Regions from separate parts of the Homo sapiens genome. Here region 2 is linked to region 1. A link is an interaction called in ENCODE POLR2A ChIA-PET data of the cell type or tissue named here. Cell type or tissue: MCF 10A. All regions are shown on one strand. Each heading gives the region's core, and the rest is flanking DNA. Links, peaks and the distances in the headings are about the cores only. Region 1 overlaps FHIP1A (FHF complex subunit HOOK interacting protein 1A). Region 2 overlaps FHIP1A (FHF complex subunit HOOK interacting protein 1A).

The links. ChIA-PET counts read pairs that join two places held together with the same protein. Peaks named below come from ENCODE experiments on the same cell type or tissue, not always from the same donor. Only the 100,000 strongest peaks of a DNase experiment are listed, where the experiment ranks them.
Region 2: POLR2A ChIA-PET joins it to region 1 with 14 read pairs; 2 of 35 experiments call an interaction of 5 or more read pairs at or near these places.

The regions. Positions count from the first base shown.
Region 1 is chr4:151,416,948-151,419,754 of GRCh38, reverse strand. The region is part of intron 1 of FHIP1A (FHF complex subunit HOOK interacting protein 1A); the gene reads right to left. Among named protein-coding and RNA genes, the nearest start is that of FHIP1A, 9.2 kb to the right of the region's middle. In MCF 10A, for the core only: no CTCF peak of the experiment used is centred there; DNase peaks (open chromatin) are centred at 1,214 and 2,394.
Region 2 is chr4:151,539,867-151,542,673 of GRCh38, reverse strand. All of the region lies in intron 3 of FHIP1A (FHF complex subunit HOOK interacting protein 1A), which reads right to left. Among named protein-coding and RNA genes, the nearest start is that of FHIP1A, 130 kb to the right of the region's middle. In MCF 10A, for the core only: no CTCF peak of the experiment used is centred there; DNase peaks (open chromatin) are centred at 1,113 and 1,753.

The DNA.
Region 1 (2,807 bases), core at 98-2,597:
GTGGGGTCGGGGGAGGGGGGAGGGATAGCATTGGGAGATATACCTAATGCTAGATGACACATTAGTGGGTGCAGCGCACCAGCATGGCACATGTATACATATGTAACTAGCCTGCACAATGTGCACATGTACCCTAAAACTTAGAGTATAATAAAAAAAAAAAAAAAAAAAAAAAAAAAAAAAAAAGAATGAGGAACAGACCAGCATGGCAGTCAAAGCAAAGGATTTGCACAGAGCACCAGATCATAAATGCCCTGAGAATCAGCCAATGGTTCTCCAGAGAAACAGAACCAGTAGGAGATGTATGTGTGTGTTTATAAAGAGACTTATTATAAGGAAGTGGCTTACGCAATTATAGAGGCCAAGAAGTCTCAAGATCTGCAGTCAGCAAGCTGGAGACCCAAGAGAGACAATAACATAAGTTATAGTTTGAGTCTGAATCTGAAGGCAGGAGAAGACCAATGTCCCAGGTTGAAAACAGTCAAACAGAGAGAGAGAGAGGAGAGTGAATTCTCCCTTACTCAGTCTTTTTGTACTACTGAAGCCTTCAATAGACTGAATAAGACCCATCCACACTGGGGAGGGCAGTCTGCTTTACTGAGTTTACCAATTCTAATGTTAATCTCATCCAGAAATCCTCTCACAGACATACCCAGAATGTTTAACTAAATACCTGGACACCCTGTGGCCCAGGCAAGTTGATACATAAAATTAATTAACCATCACGCCTTGAGTTGAGTCATTACCCAGTAGGCAACAGAGACCATGATAGGTGACATGAGCACAGCTATAGTTTGGAAAATCAATTGACTATGGAATGAAAATAGATTAGAGCAAGAAAAACTGGAAAGAGAAACAAAATGAAAAATATTATAATTGGCCATATAATAATAAGAGGCAGATCATTAACAACAAACATTTATAGGATTCTATTCAATATAAGGTGCTCTGGTAGGCAATTAAGATGCAGAGTTACTCTCAACTCCTTATGGTTTACTTTGATGTCAGGATCTAAACATAGACCTATCCAGCAGGAACTGGTTAGAAACAAGCCTATGGTCCAAAGGTCAGCAATGAGGGTATGGATTTAGGAATTATCTGTATACCCAAGACAACCAAGTCAAGAGTTTGCTCCTGGCATGCCAATATTGACAGAAACTCAGAACAGCAGGTTGAGTTAGCCAGACTGAGTCAGGAAATCCTGTCAAAACTACTCATTTTGTGATTCACTGTGAAGGAATGACCACTTCTCTGTGAAACCAATCCTAAGACATAATCAAGAGGCAGAATTACTTTAAGGACAAAAAAAACACTCTCCAATTGTTGCAAGCTGGTTCTTACTATCTATAGCAACTCCAGGGTGTACTTTTCAAATAGGACATGCAAGGTCCTAAACACTGTGAAGAAGTATAAGGAGAAAATTCAGAGGTCAAACTTAATCAAGCTGATAAGAAATTAACATTAACCATTAAGTTTAATCAGTAGGTAAATATCAAGTCAGTTGGTGTTTCCTGAAACAGATCAAAGTCAATGAATTCATGTTGTCAGAGTTTCTCTTGTTTTTTTTTTTTTTTTTTTTTTTAGAGATAGGTTCCTACTCTGTCACCAAGGCTGGAATGCAGTGACATCATCCTGTGTCACTGCAGCCTCAAACTCCTGAGCTGAAGTGATCCTCCTGCCTCAGCCTCCCAAGTAGCTGGGACTCCTGGGGTGAGACACCATACCGCCTAATTTTTTGTTGTTATTGCTGTTAAGACGGGTCTCACTATGTCTCCCAGGCTGGTGTCAAACTTCTGGCCTCAAGCAATCTTCCTACCTCTGCCTGCCAAAATGCCCAGGATTACAGGCATGAGCCATTGGGCCTGGCAGATTTTTTACAAGCAGTTAAACTACAACATCTTGCTTAAAATAAGCCAAAAGTACAAATGTTTTGTAGTATACACAAATTAGAGAGATTTAAAAATTCAACTTATCAAATAGTGACTTAGTGTTAGAGAATAAGCAATAATCAAGACTAATACATGGTCAGGTGTGGTGGTTCACACCTGTAATCCTACTGAGGCAGAAGAACAGGGTCTGGAGGCAGGGAACCTAAGGCTGATTCATGCTGACTTCCTAGAACTAAATCAAAAGGAAAACCCCAACTTTCCACACCCAAGTAACAAAAGGACCAGAGGCTATTCCCTTTGCAACCCCCATCTCCTTGTTCCGCATGACAGATAAAAATCTGAAAGTACCTCGGATTGGTCCCCTCCCAAAACCAATCAGGCTGGTCACAAGCCAAGTCTTCCTTTGCATAGAAATATAATTTTGTAACTTCACTTCAGCCTCTGATTGGTCACTTTCCACAACCAATCAGATGTTTGCATAGGGTGTAACTCTGTAACTTCACTTTAGCCTCTGCTTGGTGCTTGGTCGCTTTCTGCAACCAATCAGACAGATCTTGGGCCACTACTTCATTTACATAGGGTGTATATCAAGTAACCAATGGGAAGCCTCTAGAGGGCATTGAAACCCCAGAAAATTCTGAAACCAGGCCCATGAGCTGCTTGCTCGGGCCTGCTCCCACCCTGTGAAGTGTGCTTTCGCTTTCAATAAATCTCTGCCTTTGTTGCTTCATTCTTTCCTTGCTTTGTTTGTGCATTTAGTCCAATTCTTTGTTCAAAGCACCAAGAACCTGCACACCCTCCACTGGTAACACTAGCACTTTGGGAGGCCAAGACAGGGGAATCTCTTGGGCCGGGGAGTTTAAGACCAGCCTGAGCAACATGCCAAAACCTTGTCTCTACAAAAAAATACAAAAATTA
Region 2 (2,807 bases), core at 226-2,725, 120 kb before region 1:
CCAGGCAAGGGAGTCAGGGGCCAGTTCATGAGGCAACTGGGAGCTCATAAAGAATTCTGAGCATAGTTATTGTAGGACAAAAGAGGGATGTAAGGAAATGAGTCTGGCAGATAAACATGGGATAAGTTGGCATGAGGCAAACGAGGCTGTTGAGAGAGAGAGAGAATACTGCAGGTAAAGCAGGTAGTACAGTGATGAGGGACTAAGCCAGGTGATAGCAAAGAGAATATAGAGTGGGACAAATCAAAACAACTTTGAAGGGAAAATTAAGAGAGCTTACAAATACTTAATACTGGGAATAAAAAAAAGCAGGGGATGTGGAGGGGACAAGTCACATTCCACCAAGGGCTGGACAAAAAAAGTTTCCATGTATTTTGATTTCCTTAAATGTTGTTTTGTGCAATTACTTATTTTTAAAGCATTGTTTAAAAACCTAACCAAGAGCAGCACAAAACAGAGCACCACACACACAACACTGTGTTGTAGAAAAAACTGGGTTCTCGTCACACAACCAGGAAAAGTTAGCCACACACACACTTTGAAGGGTGAAGGGGAACAGAATTTACTGGGCAAAAAAGAAAAAAAAGAAAACCTCTCAACAAAGTGAGAGAGGTTCCTCTTAACAGGAAAGGAGAGGCCAGGCTCCTCCCCACTGCAAATGGTGTGAACTTCCCAAGGCTCCAACCCATCCTCCCAGTGCACAGGCCAGTCAGAGATTCTCCAGGGACCCCTTTTTACTTGGCTGTCTCAATTGTACTCTGCATAAGCAATGCTTGATGACCGAAAAGGCGTACTGTAGTAAGTGACAAAAGTGTAATTAGCAAGGAATCATGGAGCATGAACATCTATTGTGTAAAGGAGCAACTATTTACAAAATCAAGATAAAAGAACCCACTAATGGCTACTACCGACAGAGCCCAGGTCTGATAACATCTCCCAGCATAAAGGCACACTGATTTACCCCTTGTTTTAAAGAAGCAGCCAGAGCTTGCCAACAAAAATATGTGATTGATCTAATTAGCTCACTGAACTGAGGAAAACAGTGTGCCAAAATCATGTGTACTCACAGATTACTCCTTCCAGGACAAAGCAGTGTTGCATAAAAGCCTATCCTTCAACTTAAACGTCACACTCATTAAAAGGGACGAAACCCAGCAGTACTTGGCATGCAGGAGCTTAATGAATATTATTGGATGTTGATGACACAGACATGAGTCTCAAAAGAATGAGCTCTCGTGATGGAAAAGAGAAAGAAACATAAAGGACTGTAAAAATGTATATGCAGTGGCTAAACTCCAATTACCAGCTCAGGCCAGGCAATTTTACTCCATTATGCCTGCATTAACATTCCCACTCTCAACTTAATGCTTTATTAACCTAACTGATAATGTCCCTCTTCACTCAGGGTTATTAGCAAATACAAGTCTGTTGAGACTGGCAAACCAGTTCATTCATTCAACAAATATTCCTGGGTACTTACCATCACAGGTAATAAACAATGATCTCTAGTCTTTTTGTTACTAATGCAAGAGAGGGTCTAAAAACTAGTGTAGCATATCTTAAAAAAAGTCCTTAATGGGAAGAGATGAACACCCTAGAGAAAAGTAACAACACTAGCTTCATCAAGTAGTCTGCTGATGACTCACTGGTTAGCTTTAGGAGGTACGTACATACTCAAAAAGCACGAGGATATTATTCTACTGTGTCTCACTCATGGACTGGAGCCAAAGTCAAGATAAGGAAAATTTTTATGTAGTTGTTTATCCAAGTTGTCTTGTCTGTTCTACCTTCAACATCACTGCCTCGGGGGAACATTGGACCAGGAAGCCATAGAAGCTCATGCTCCTGGAGCCCTGAGAAGTCTGGGAATAACCTAAGCAGCAAAGCAGCTGCCTGACTCAGGAGAGCAAAACACACCCAGAAAATACAATGGGAGCAGAACAAAGATTTGGCCATATAAGCTGACTGTTAATATTTTTTATTTTCTAAACTTATTTTTACCACTAGGATTTTATATAAGAAACTCTTTATCAGTTCATGTCTGAAGTAAGGATAGTTTATTATACCCAATTTTACTGCTGTAGAGTATTCTGAACACCTTTGAGCTTAAAAATGAATCACTTTATATTGAATAAGCACCACTTAATGAGAAATTTTTCACAGGAAGATAAAATGTCGATTTTACCATTTTATGAAATGTATACTTACTTATATTTAAGTATTTGAAAAGCTAAAACTAGGTAGAACTAAGGTATAAAGTGAAAGGATCAAACTTAAAAAAATATATGAGGTATTTCTGGATAGTCCGCTTTTGAAAGCACTGTTTTCTGTAAAAAGAGATCCTCTTCCCAAGTTGGCTGCAGGCTAGTCTTGGTCAACTACTCTATTTTATTAGCAATATAGCTCTGTGGGATGGAACTACAGAAACTCTATTGCAACTGGGATGATGGTTTGTAGATTAAGAGAAAATACCATTTAAGGTACATAATCATTTTAAAAAATGACACATATGTTCCTATCTTAAATATTTAATCATGAAACTTAAAAAAGCAAATTTATTTGCCAGCATTTTCACATAGGCCAAGGCTATTTCTTTAAGTACAGGTCTGCTGATTGAAGGTCAAAGTTGTCTTTCTTGCATAAACCTAACTTCCCATTTAGGTTACTTGAAGTTGAGAAGAACCTCAGTATGAATCAATTCAGTGCAGAATCCTTCCATATTTTAAACATCTTTGCCAATCATTTAGAGTTCTCTCTTCCACATCCAATTTGACACCAATATCTTATGGCAAGTTGCCTTTAGTCTT